Linked DNA regions of Homo sapiens: all the other regions are linked to region 2. A link is a contact called in ENCODE Hi-C or POLR2A ChIA-PET data. All regions are on one chromosome and are shown on one strand. The core of a region is the stretch at or near the end of the contact, and the rest is flanking DNA. Distances in the headings are between cores, read along the strand shown. Region 1 holds the start of FBXO24 (F-box protein 24). Region 2 holds the start of PRKRIP1 (PRKR interacting protein 1). Region 3 holds the start of IFT22 (intraflagellar transport 22). Region 4 holds the start of SRRT (serrate, RNA effector molecule).

The links. A loop is a pair of places that touch in the nucleus more often than their neighbours do. ChIA-PET counts read pairs that join two places held with the same protein, here RNA polymerase II (POLR2A). Pooled maps may share reads with other maps.
Region 1: a pooled map shows a loop between it and region 2 (5-fold over the local background). The contact joins the promoter of FBXO24 here to the promoter of PRKRIP1 in region 2. A Hi-C loop is called at or near these places in 1 of 50 pooled maps. POLR2A ChIA-PET finds 5 or more read pairs at or near these places in 2 of 52 experiments (PC-3 and T-cell).
Region 3: a loop to region 2 is called in a pooled map, with 20 times the contacts of the local background. The contact joins the promoter of IFT22 here to the promoter of PRKRIP1 in region 2. A Hi-C loop is called at or near these places in 5 of 50 pooled maps. POLR2A ChIA-PET finds 5 or more read pairs at or near these places in 2 of 52 experiments (PC-9 and WTC11).
Region 4: a loop to region 2 is called in a pooled map, with 9 times the contacts of the local background. The contact joins the promoter of SRRT here to the promoter of PRKRIP1 in region 2. A Hi-C loop is called at or near these places in 5 of 50 pooled maps. POLR2A ChIA-PET finds 5 or more read pairs at or near these places in 2 of 52 experiments (PC-3 and endothelial cell of umbilical vein).

What each region holds. Positions count from the first base shown.
Region 1 is chr7:100,585,041-100,587,740 of GRCh38, reverse strand. FBXO24 (F-box protein 24) reads right to left here and starts at 1,413. Exons shown (of 10, transcript NM_033506.3): 1 at 1,077-1,413. The coding sequence starts at 1,115. LRCH4 (leucine rich repeats and calponin homology domain containing 4) reads left to right here and starts at 1,612. Exons shown (of 18, transcript NM_002319.5): 1 at 1,612-1,860. The coding sequence starts at 1,641. RefSeq lists silencers at 735-854, 1,615-2,044, 2,085-2,134 and an enhancer at 2,276-2,700.
Region 2 is chr7:102,395,098-102,397,797 of GRCh38, reverse strand. It overlaps PRKRIP1 (PRKR interacting protein 1), which reads right to left and starts at 1,435. Exons shown (of 6, transcript NM_024653.4): 1 at 1,261-1,435; 2 at 100-178. The coding sequence starts at 1,386. It overlaps LOC100630923 (LOC100289561-PRKRIP1 readthrough), which reads right to left. Exons shown (of 9, transcript NR_038967.1): 5 at 100-178. RefSeq lists enhancers at 917-1,458, 1,240-1,479 and a silencer at 1,500-1,579.
Region 3 is chr7:101,320,443-101,323,142 of GRCh38, reverse strand. It overlaps IFT22 (intraflagellar transport 22), which reads left to right and starts at 1,331. Exons shown (of 5, transcript NM_022777.4): 1 at 1,331-1,472. The coding sequence starts at 1,434. RefSeq lists a silencer at 1,489-1,608.
Region 4 is chr7:100,873,738-100,876,437 of GRCh38, reverse strand. SRRT (serrate, RNA effector molecule) reads right to left here and starts at 1,335. Exons shown (of 20, transcript NM_015908.6): 1 at 1,110-1,335; 2 at 726-865. The coding sequence starts at 847. RefSeq lists a silencer at 854-1,083 and enhancers at 1,224-1,283, 1,494-1,543, 1,120-1,785, 1,786-2,450.

The DNA of each region.
Region 1 (2,700 bases), core at 164-2,663, 1.8 Mb after region 2:
GTGGTCCCAGCTACTTGGGAGGCTGAGGCAGGAGGATCACTTGAGCCCAGGCATTCAAGGCTGCAGTGAGCCATGACTGCACCACTGCACTCCAGCCTGGGCGACAGAATCAGACCTTCTTAAAAAAAAAAAAAAAAAGGCCGGGCGCGGTGGCTCACGCCTGTAATGCCAGCACTTTGGGAGGCCGAGGAGGGCATATTGCCTGAGCTCCTGAGTTTGCGACCAGCCTGGGCAACACGGTGAAACCCCGTCTCTACTAAAATACAAAAAATTAGCCGGGTGTGGTGGCGGGCGCCTGTAGTCCCAGCTACTCGGGAGGCTGAGGCAGGAGAATTGCTTGAACCCGGACAGTGGAGGTTGCTGTGAGCCGAGATCGCGCCACTGCACTCCAGCCTGGGCGACTGAGCGAGACTCCATCTCAAAAAATAAAAAAATAAAAAGAGGAAGGGAACGGAAGGGAGAGGGAGGGAGGGAGGAAGAGAGGAAGGGAGTGAAAACATCCACTGTGAAAACTGAGGGAGCGGGAAAGGGCTGTGCGTGGAGGATCCAGAGACCTGGTTTCTAGAGCAAGCCAGCTGTCAGGAACTTGCTGTTCGCTCTTGCTAACGCATCAACTTCCCTCTGCCTCAGTTTCTGCATTCGTAGCACCAAGGGCGTGTTCTAGGCGGTGAGATCCTTTCTAAGCCTCTAAAACCCCGTGGTCTGGTCCCCTCTCCATTCCTGTCCAGGGGAGCTCCTCGGGTGAGACGGCAGACCGTGCAACGCTGCACCTACACCCTCCCTCCTCGAGCTGGGCATCTCCAGGCTCTGGGAAGCCCCCCGCCCGCCCCCAGCCCGGGGGTCCCGAGACCCCTGCCAGAGGCTTCACAGTCGGAGGTCCCCCCGCTGCCCCTTCAGCTGCGACAACCGCCAGTGCACTGGCCTCAAGCAGTCGCCCGAATCCCCTCAAGCCCTGGACGCCGGCTAGCCCCCTAACACGTCCAGCTCGCACTCGCCACTGCAGCGGCGAACTGCGTTCCCGGCCGGCCAGGGGCTCCGCGTTCATTCTTAACCTCAGTCTTAAAGTTCTAGCTCACCCGCCTCCTCCTTAGCAAAGGGACCGCCTTCTCGCCCATGCTATTGGTAGGTAGAGCCGTCCCTCAGAGAAGAGGCAGGTCCAGATTCCCTTCGGAGGCTCTAATTGGCCTTCTTGACAGTCACTCGCCTGTATCTGGCTTACGATTGGTCTTTGGGGGACGAGGACTAGGCACCCCCTGCTTGCGGTCCCTCGGCCCGTTTTCCTGCTAGTGGAGTGCCGGTGTCCCCTCCTCTTGGTTGGACCTGATTGGCTCCACCTCCCGATCTGAGCATTGTGATTGGGTGCAGCTGCGCTGGGCGGGACGGCCTGGAGCGTCGGCCGTTGGCGAGCGCTCTATCCTTGTTCCCCTCCCTTCTCTCGTCAGACTCCGGCGCCGGAGCTCCACCCCCACTGACGGGTTCTGATTGGCCGCTTCTGACGCGTCTCGGGGCCACGATTGGTCCGTCCGGTCCCGGACACCGCTCCCTCCCCCTTGAGGCAACTACGGCGGCTCCAAGGAGGGGGTGGGGGAAGGAGGGACGGCCGGTCCCGTCAGTCAGGCAGCGGGAGCCGCCGGGAGCGGATGGCGGCGGCCGTAGCGGCTCCACTCGCCGCCGGGGGTGAGGAGGCGGCAGCCACGACCTCCGTGCCCGGGTCTCCAGGTCTGCCGGGGAGACGCAGTGCAGAGCGGGCCCTAGAGGAGGCCGTGGCCACCGGGACCCTGAACCTGTCTAACCGGCGCTTGAAGCACTTCCCCCGGGGCGCGGCCCGTAGCTACGACCTGTCAGACATCACCCAGGCTGGTGAGTGCAGCCGGGCCCCGGGCCCAACCGGGTCCCTCATTTGCATAGCCCCACCCCGGGCCCCGCCCGGCCCGGGAGTCGGGCCCGCCCCTTCACCTGGCGGCCAGGGTTGCTGCCCCTCCTGATTGCCCTAAACCTGCAGCCATCCTCTCCCATCTTTGAGAACCCCCTAGACAATGAACGTGCTTCTCGTTTGCACAGAACGCCCTGCGCCTCCGAGCGTTGGGAGAGATTCCTCCTTTCTCTTTATTTGCATATCTGCGCACCTGTAGGATGGTCCCGCCCCTCACCTGGTTGGCTTATTTACATGATCTCTTAACCTCAGCTCCAATCGGTCTATGAAGCAGTCCCCACGAGCTCCTCTAATAACTGCTTTCTCTCCCTCTTCATCTACACCTCTTAACCCCCGTCCCACCGAGATCCGAGCAGCCCCGGGCACCCCCTTCCCAGTGACTGGCCCCTAAGCCCGAGGTTTCTGCTTTCTGTGCCGCAACCCCGCCCCCTAAGGTCCTGGCCCTCTCCACTGTCCACGCAGCTCTCCAGCCTATGGGAAAGAAACAAATCTCTACCTCCCCTCACTCTTTTCTCCCTGAGCTCTTCCGCCTATTATCCCCAACCGGCTTATCTGAGATTCCTCCTCCTCCTTCCTAAGCCTGTGAGGTCACTGTGGAGCCTGTGACCTCATAGGGATCTTAGAATTCCCATTTCAGTTTCTGCTTTCCCCCGGGGGAGGGACTTGAGGCCGTTGCTGGAGGGAAGGAAATCTTATCTCCTAGCTGGGAGTGCTGGCCAGCTAGAGACTGTCCTTCCACGCCTCCACCCGCAGGATCTGTCCAACCA
Region 2 (2,700 bases), core at 186-2,685:
CTGGGATTAGAGGCATGAGCCACCACGCCCAGCCTATAGCTACCTTAAAAAATTATATTTACACACACACACACACACACACACACACACAGCCATTACCCATGACATCTCGGACAAATTCTGGGGGAGGTCGAGGTGCCCATTCACTCATTTTCTCTGGAATTGGAACTGCTTTGTCCTGCAACATTTAAACATGAAAGCATTTAAGTATAAACCTGTTGACAAAATTATATATCTCCCTCTCTTTTTTTAGAGACAGGTTCTTGCTCTGTTCCTCAGGCTGGAGTGCAGTGGTGCAATCAGAGCTCACTGCAGCCTTGAACTCCTGGGCTCAAGTGATCCTCCCGGTTCAGTCTCCAGAATAGTTAGGACTCTCAGGCGTACACCACCACACCAGGCAATTTTTTTATTTTTGTAAAGACAGGGACCCACTATGTTGCCCAGGCTGGTCTTGAACTCCTTCCTGGCCTCGGACCATCCTCCCGCCTGGCCTCCCAAAGCGCTGAAATTACAGGCAGGGGCCACAGCACCCAGCCCAAGTTACATCTCTTAAGACCAAAGAATTTTAATTGACTAATGAAGCAGGACTGCTTTGCTACTTGGACACAGAGCTGATTTTGTGTTCTTCCCTCTGTCGTGGCTTTTTTCATCCTATGTACTCTTGGGTATAACACAGTCCACACCTTCCCAGGGCTACGCTTTCCAGAGCAGAACTGAAAAACCTAAGCCATAGTTTCCAGCTAGAAACCGCCAACTTTAACACTACTAGATAAGAAGAGTCAAGCTTTTCTAGTTAAAGGTATAAAGGACGTTCCCGTTCAATTGTTTTTATGATTGAGGGGACCGAGGCCCAGAGGGGGTGTGAGCGGGAGAGGAGTGACCAGCTCCAAACGTCTCGGCCACTGTCTCTCTAACGATCAGTGTTGTTTAGAGTATACCCTTTTGCTAACCCACAAATTCTACCTTTTCAGTCTAACGCTTTTTGTTCACAGAAAGTTAAACCAGAAGGGGTCTTGGAGCACGGGAAGCCGCTCCACCGTGCTTTGATTCAAGCTGGGCTCTCACACAAGGACAGACGGGAAGTTCACTATCTCCGGGACAGCCTCCTTCTCCTCCTCCTCCCCAAAGACTGCTCTTGGAGGGTCGGATACTGAGTTTCTGAGTTTGGAGGCGGGGAAGGTGGACCTGCGGGAACCCTGAAGCGCTGCAGAGGAAGGGGGTGGGCCTCGGACGGGCCGTGGAGCCTGGGCCTCGTCTCACCGGGTTCTTCATGAGCCGCTCCAGCTTGAGCTTCTGCTCCTCCGCCGCATTCTTGGGGATGACGAGCGTCTGCGGCTCTTTCTTGGGCCTCGGTGGTCGCACCGAGGAGGCGGCTGGGCTAGCCATGGCAGCCTTCCAGTTTCACAAGCGAGCGGCGGCGTCGGCGCGCAAGTATGACGACACAGCCGCGCGCCGGCGACGCATACGCAGTCTCCGCAGAGGGGAACGGAGGCGGGGTTGCAAGGCGCAAGCAGCCTGCTGAATATTCATGAGCCTGAGGCTGGCGTGGGTTATTGTGTTCAAAGCTGCGGGGTTTCATTTCCTGTTCCTGAACAACAAATCAGTGCAGCTAGATGCTCACGTCCCTGAAGGGGAGGTGGCCCTCCGTGCCTGAGTAGCCTGGCCCTAGCCGACCTCTCCAGTCCCCGCGGGCGTCTTCGTGCCACCGAGCAGCCCCGCTGATGCTCTCGGCACCTCCTCCCCGTCGGCTCTCCTCGCCTCCCGGCTTTGTCCGGGCACTTCCTTGGATCTGGTGCCCCCTCCTCCATTTCTGACAATCTCCTGTTTACATAAGACAGCGCAAACATGTCACTGAGCTTCCTGAAGACTGGGACATTCCTCCTTTGTCCGCCTTGAATTACTCTATACCTGGCCCCCCGCAAATACACCTCTGCCAATGAATGACCGTCTCGTAGTGTGAGGCACAGTAATAAACCTAAGGAACCATGTCTGCTCATTCTGCTTGCGAGCAGGATTTCACAAAGGCCGTGACTCGGTGACTGAGCGCAGCCCTCTCCAATAACGCCCTGAACAATAAGCTGGGAAGAGCGAGAGAGAACACAGGTTTCCACCTCTCTTGCCTGAACACTGCATTTTTAGAAAAGACAAGTTCAATGATCCTAGCCCCTGCCTCTTCCTGTACATAATCTCTGACGGGATTAATGATTATGCTTCTATAACTTTTTTTTTTTTTTTAGAGACAGGGTCTCGCTTGGTTGCCCAGGCTGGAGTGCAGGGGCTCGATCATAGGTCACTGCTGCCTTGAACTCCCGGGTTCAGGCACTCCTCCCACCTCAGCCTCCTGAGTAGCTGAGACTACAGGCGCATGCCACCACACCCAGTTAATTTTTTATTTTTATTTTTTGCAGAGACAAGGTGTTGCTGTGATGCCCAGGCTGGTCTTGAACTCCTGGGCTCAAGCGATCCTCCTGCCTGGGCCTCCGAAAGTGCTGAAATTATAGGTGTTAAGTCACCATGCCCAGCCAAGCCTCTGTAATCTGTAACTAGATAATACCCTCACACACAGCCTTGATGAAATTTTGCTCTATTGTTAACTTCTGAGCACATTAGATATAACTTTTTTTTTTTTTTTTTGAGACAGAGTCTCACTCTGTCCCCCAGGCTAGAGCTCAGTGATGCAATCTCGGCTGACTGCAGCCT
Region 3 (2,700 bases), core at 82-2,581, 1.1 Mb after region 2:
GCCTGTAATCCCAGCTACTCAGGAGGCTGAGGCAGGAGAATCACTTGAACCCGGGAGGTGGAGTTTGCAGTGAGCCGAGATCACACCACTGCACTCCAGCCTGGGCGACAGAGCTAGACTCCATCTCAAAAAATAAAATAAATAAAATAAAATAAAAATAAAAATAATAATAAAAAAAAACCTGTGCATGGGAATGTGCATGGGAAAACACTTGACAAGCGGCACTCTGCAGGGTGGTCTCCCCATCTGGCCTAGAATCTACCAGGACGAAGGGACTGTGCAGAACCTCAAGTGATCCACCTGCCTCGGCCTCCCAAAGTGCTGGGATTACAGGCCTGGGCCACCGCGGCCAGCCAAGTAGTTCTTTTCAATACAAAGACTATGTAACTATGTTACCGAAGGTTAAAGATTTGATACGGGGTTGACTAGAAATTTTTGTCATTTCAGCCCTTTTATGGGCTAGCATATTTTGTACCGGCACTCTCGGCACATAGACATTTAATATCATGGCTTATCCAAAATTCTGACTTGACTCTGTATTTTCAGACTGACCTAACTGATTGAATTTAGCAGCAATGTTTCTAGACACCTGCACTGACTAAACGATTCCAGTCATCATCTCTTTGGTTTCTCCTAGGTCAGACGAATGATAGTGAGTGGTGAATCCTTTTACAGAAACCAGACTTTCACCTGATTTTTTCTGAGCTGTGCCACGGCAGTGATAAATCGGCTCCCAGGTGGACGGCCACAGTGATATCATGCCACAGTGATAAAGGAGTCAAGGCCTGGTTCCAAGGCCAGCTTGGCACTTGTATGGCCTGTCTGAGCTCTCGGGATTATTGGGAGAAACAAAGGTTTGGAAACGGCCATTCCGCCCCCTCCTGGAGTCTTGCTTTCCGCGTCTCTACCGAGACTGGTGGAACGGGCCTGCAGTCCCAGAATTTTGGGAGGTGGAGATGGGAGGATCATTTCAGCCCAGGAGTTCGAAAACAGCCTGGGCAACATAGCAAAACCCAGTCTTACAAATAAAAAAATTTTAAAAATTAGTCGGACGTGATGGCACATGCCTGTAGTGCCAGCTACTCGGGAGGCTGAGGCAGAAAGATCGTTTGAGCCCAAAAGTTGGAGGTTGCAGTGACCCGAGATCGCGCCACTGCGCTCCAGCCTGGGCGACAGAGTGAGACCCTGTCTCTAAAAGAAATACAGGCCAACCCTGCAGAACCGCGTCTGCAGCCCGGGCTTTGTGGCTTCTCTCCGACCCCCTCCCAGTCGCAGACGCGCCCGCTTTCCGCCCCGCGCGCCGGAAGTGGCCGAGTCCCGTCGGCCCTGCGGGCCTCTCTCCGTCGCCATGGAAACGAAAGCGGCCAAGTAGAGCTCCGTCCTGACGCGCCGCCTCCCGTGGGCTCCGGCCGGCTAAGCCGCGGCGGACAACTATGCTGAAAGCCAAGATCCTCTTCGTGGGGCCTTGCGAGGTAAGTCCTGGCCCGGCGCGGCAGAGGGAGCGGGGAGCAGGCCTCGGGGCCTGGGCGAGCGCAGGTCCCCACCCGTCTGATCTGCGGCTTGCTCCCGGAGGCGGGAACCCGGGCCCACCGCGCCCATCCCGACTGGCGCCCCTGCCCTTTCCGTGAACTCGGTGCTTTCAGACCTTGATTCCAACCACTGCCCGGAGGAGGTAGTGGAGGCGAGCCCGGTGTTAATGAGCCCCGAAGGCCCAAGGTACTGAGTGGCATCATTGGAACCATAGCCTAGGTTTCGTGACTCTTTCTTTTGCCCCCGGGATCCCCCTAATGAATGCGTCTGTGGGTCTGGACTTTTGTTTGAGACAGGTTGTCGCTGTGTCGTCCAGGCTGGAGTGCAGTGGTGTGATCATAGCTCACTGCAGCCTCGACTTCCCTGGGCTCAAGCAGTCCTCCTGCCTCAGCCTCCTGAGTACCTGGGACTACAGGCGTGCACCACCACGCCCGACTAAATTTGTTGTTTTTGTTTTGTTTTGTTTTTTTGAGACAGAGTCTCGCCCTGTCACCCAGGCTGGAGTGCAGTGGCATGATCTTGGCTCAGTGCAAACTCCGCCTCCCGGGTTCAAGCGATTCTCCTGCCTCAGCCTCCTGAGTAGCTGAGATTACAGGCCCACGCCATTACCCCTGGCTAATTTTTGTATTTTTTGTAGAGGTGTGTTTTCACCTTGTTGGCCAGGCTGGTCTCTGCTGACCTCAAGTGATCCGCCAGCCTCGGCCTCCCACAGTGCTGGGATTATAGGGATGAGCCACCGCGCCTGGCCTTAATTTGTTAATTATTTGTAGAGACAGGATCTTGCTATGTTGCCTAGCACCTAGGCTGGTCTCCAACTCTTGGGCTCAAACAGTCCTCCCGCCTCAGTCTCTCAAAGTTCTGGGATTACAGGCATGAGCCTTTGCTCGAGTCCTGGGCGTTTTACTATATGGTCCTGGAACCATTGGCTATTAATGTGTGTGTTGGGGGCGTGGTAGTGGGGATCACATCTACATGTATACTTCACATCATCCACAGAAATAAAGCTCAGATGGACTAAGGCTAAATGCGTTTAAAAAAAAAAAAAAAAAAAAAAGGCCGGGCGCGGTGGCTCACGCCTGTAATCCCAGCACTTTGGGAGGCCGAGGCAGGCATATCACAAGGTCAGGAGATCGAGACCATCCTGGCTAACACGGTGAAACCCCGTCTCTA
Region 4 (2,700 bases), core at 86-2,585, 1.5 Mb after region 2:
GCTCATGCCTGTAATCCCAGCACTTTGGGAGGTCGAGCTGGGTGGATTACCTAAAGTCGAGAGTTCCAAACCAGCCTAGCCAACATGGTGAAACCCCGTCTCTACTAAAAATACAAAAATTAGACGGGCGTGGTGGCAGGTGCCTGTAATCCCAGCTACTCGGGAGGCTGAGGCAGGAGAATTACTTGAACCCCAGAGGCGAAGGTTGCAGTGAGCCAAGATTGCGCCATTGCACTCCAGCCTGGGCGACAGGGCAAGACTCTGTCTCGAAATAACAATAATAATTTTTAAAAGTTAGGCGGGCGTGATGGCCTCCCCCTGGAGTCCCAGCTTCTCAAGAGGCTGAGGCGGGAGGCTCGGTTGAGCCCGGGAGGTGGAGGCTGCTACGACTGCATCAATGCACTCCAGCCAGGGCAGCAGAACAAGACCCCATCTCAATAACAAAACAAAAAAAAGCAAAAAAGCACGCTTTTCGTGCATGTATAAACAGTGCTTCTTCATACTCAAACTCTTAGCTCTATAGCTCTGATCTGCAGAGAATTTCAAAAACCAAGCCACAGCTAGTTATTTGGCCAACAGCAAATAGGCTGAACCACAGAAAACGGTCCAATGAGCCATTTCATAGGATTCGCCCTCATAAAAATTACAAGGGGGAGAAAGAAAAGCGACGCGGGTGGAGTGAAACGGCATGAAACGGGGACAAGATGAAGTTAAAAACGGCTCACCTGTCATTCCAATCGTCCCCTCGACGTCTTTCATCTCTCTCGCGGGAACGGTCGTAGTCGCTGCGCTCTCTTCTGAACTTGTCCCTGCGCCTTCGATCGTACTCGTCATCACTGTCACCCATGGCACGGTCTGAGGGGGCCTGGGGACCGGGGAGAGGCGGTAGGAGTGGTGCAAAAGGACGAGCGGAGGAAGGGACCGTCCCTCGCGGGCAGCTCGCCCGCTTCCCTCCCGCCAAGGCCAGCCCTCCGCGGCCCCCACCATCCTAGGCCTGAGAACGCGGCTCCAACACCTCCACTCGCCCCGAGTTTCTCCGCGCCCGCCCCCGTGGACCCCGGTTCCTCTCCCGCCCCAGCGGGGCCCCCCAGGCTCCTCCCCTCCCCCACCTTGGTGCGGCCGCGGCCGTTGGACTCGCGCTCGGACGGGCTAGATTTCAGGGCGACCTGGGTCGCGGGCGCGCGACGAGGACTTCGAGGAGGGCGAGACGGAGACGGAGCTCTTGAGTAGAGGGCCGAAGAGAGGCGAACAAAAGTGGGACAACCGGGGATGGGCAGTAGCGCGCGCAGCCCGCGCTGCGCCTGCGTCACCCACGCCTCCGAGGCACAAAGCTCCACCCTCGCGGCCGGAACTGGAACTAACAAACCGAGCGCGAAGGGCGGGGAGAGCAGGGCGTGATGGGAAAGGGGCGGGGATCTCGCAAGTCTCGCGCGGCTTTTCGAGACGATAACGGCTCGAGCGTTAGGAACTACGGGACCTCGGCTGGGCCAAGCGCGGCCTCGGGAGGCGAACAAGCCCTCTGGGCGCGAAGGGAGAGCGGAAGTCGAGGATCGCGCGACCCCAGATGTGTCGGGGTCCTAAGACGGTTCTCATCCAGCCATGTTCCCCCCACGGGCCTCCTGACCTCACCGGGGGTGATTTCGTCCCCTCCTCGGGCAGGGCGTGGGCTTGGGAAGCGCGGGCGCTTAGGGGATGGAAGGTGGAAGCAACCATTTTAAAGCATCGTATCCCACCATTTTCTGCTCCAAATATCCAGCCAAAATTGGGTGCCACAGTGCGCACTAAATGCAAAGTCCGCCGTTCCTGCTTTTCCTCGACAAAGACGCCCCGTCTTTAAGTAAAATTGGCAGATCTCAGTCTTAACCCCGCTCAGTATTTGGATGAAATAGGCTGTAAGTTAACGCCCTAAACAGAGTATGGACCGCCCAGATTCAATGGATTACCACCCCCGGGAGTAACACCAAGGCCCCTCTCAGTGAATTGAGTGTGAGACTTAATAGGAAGACCAGCTGAGATGGCTCACGCCTGCAATCCCAGCGCTTTGGGAGGCCGACGTGGGAGAATCACTTGAGCCCAGGAGTTGGAGACCTGCCTGGGCAACATAGCAAGGCCCCTTTACAGAATATTTAGGGCCAGGCACATTGGCTCACACCTGTGATCCCAGCACTTGGGAAGGTCGAGGAGGGAGGACTTAAGCCCAAGAGTTCAGGACTAGCCTGGGCAACATAGCAAGATCCCATCTACACACAAAAAAATAATAACTGGGCTTGGTGGGATGCCCCTGTGGTCCTAGCTACTGGGGAGGCTAAGCCAGGAGGACTGTTTGAGCCCAGGAGTTCAGGGCTGCAGTGAGCCTTGATTGCACCACTGCACTCTAGCCTGGGGAACAGAGTGAGGCCCTGTCTCAAAATAGATACATAGAGGAAATCTTGCCTCCTCCCTGAGGCGTGCTTGCTCCCAGCACTGAGAGGAGGGTAGTGACGGATTACAAGAGTTGTCAAAAAAAACTGGACCTGAGTCAAAAAGACCCAGGTTCCACCATTTAAGAACCATGCAATCTGGGGGAGTCACCTCTCAGCTCTGACATCCTCACATGTAAAAATGCAGACAGTGGCCAAGGGCGGTGGCTCACGCCTGTAATCCCAGCACTTTGGTTGGGTGAAGCGGGCAGATCACTTGAGGTCAGGAGTTCAAGACCAC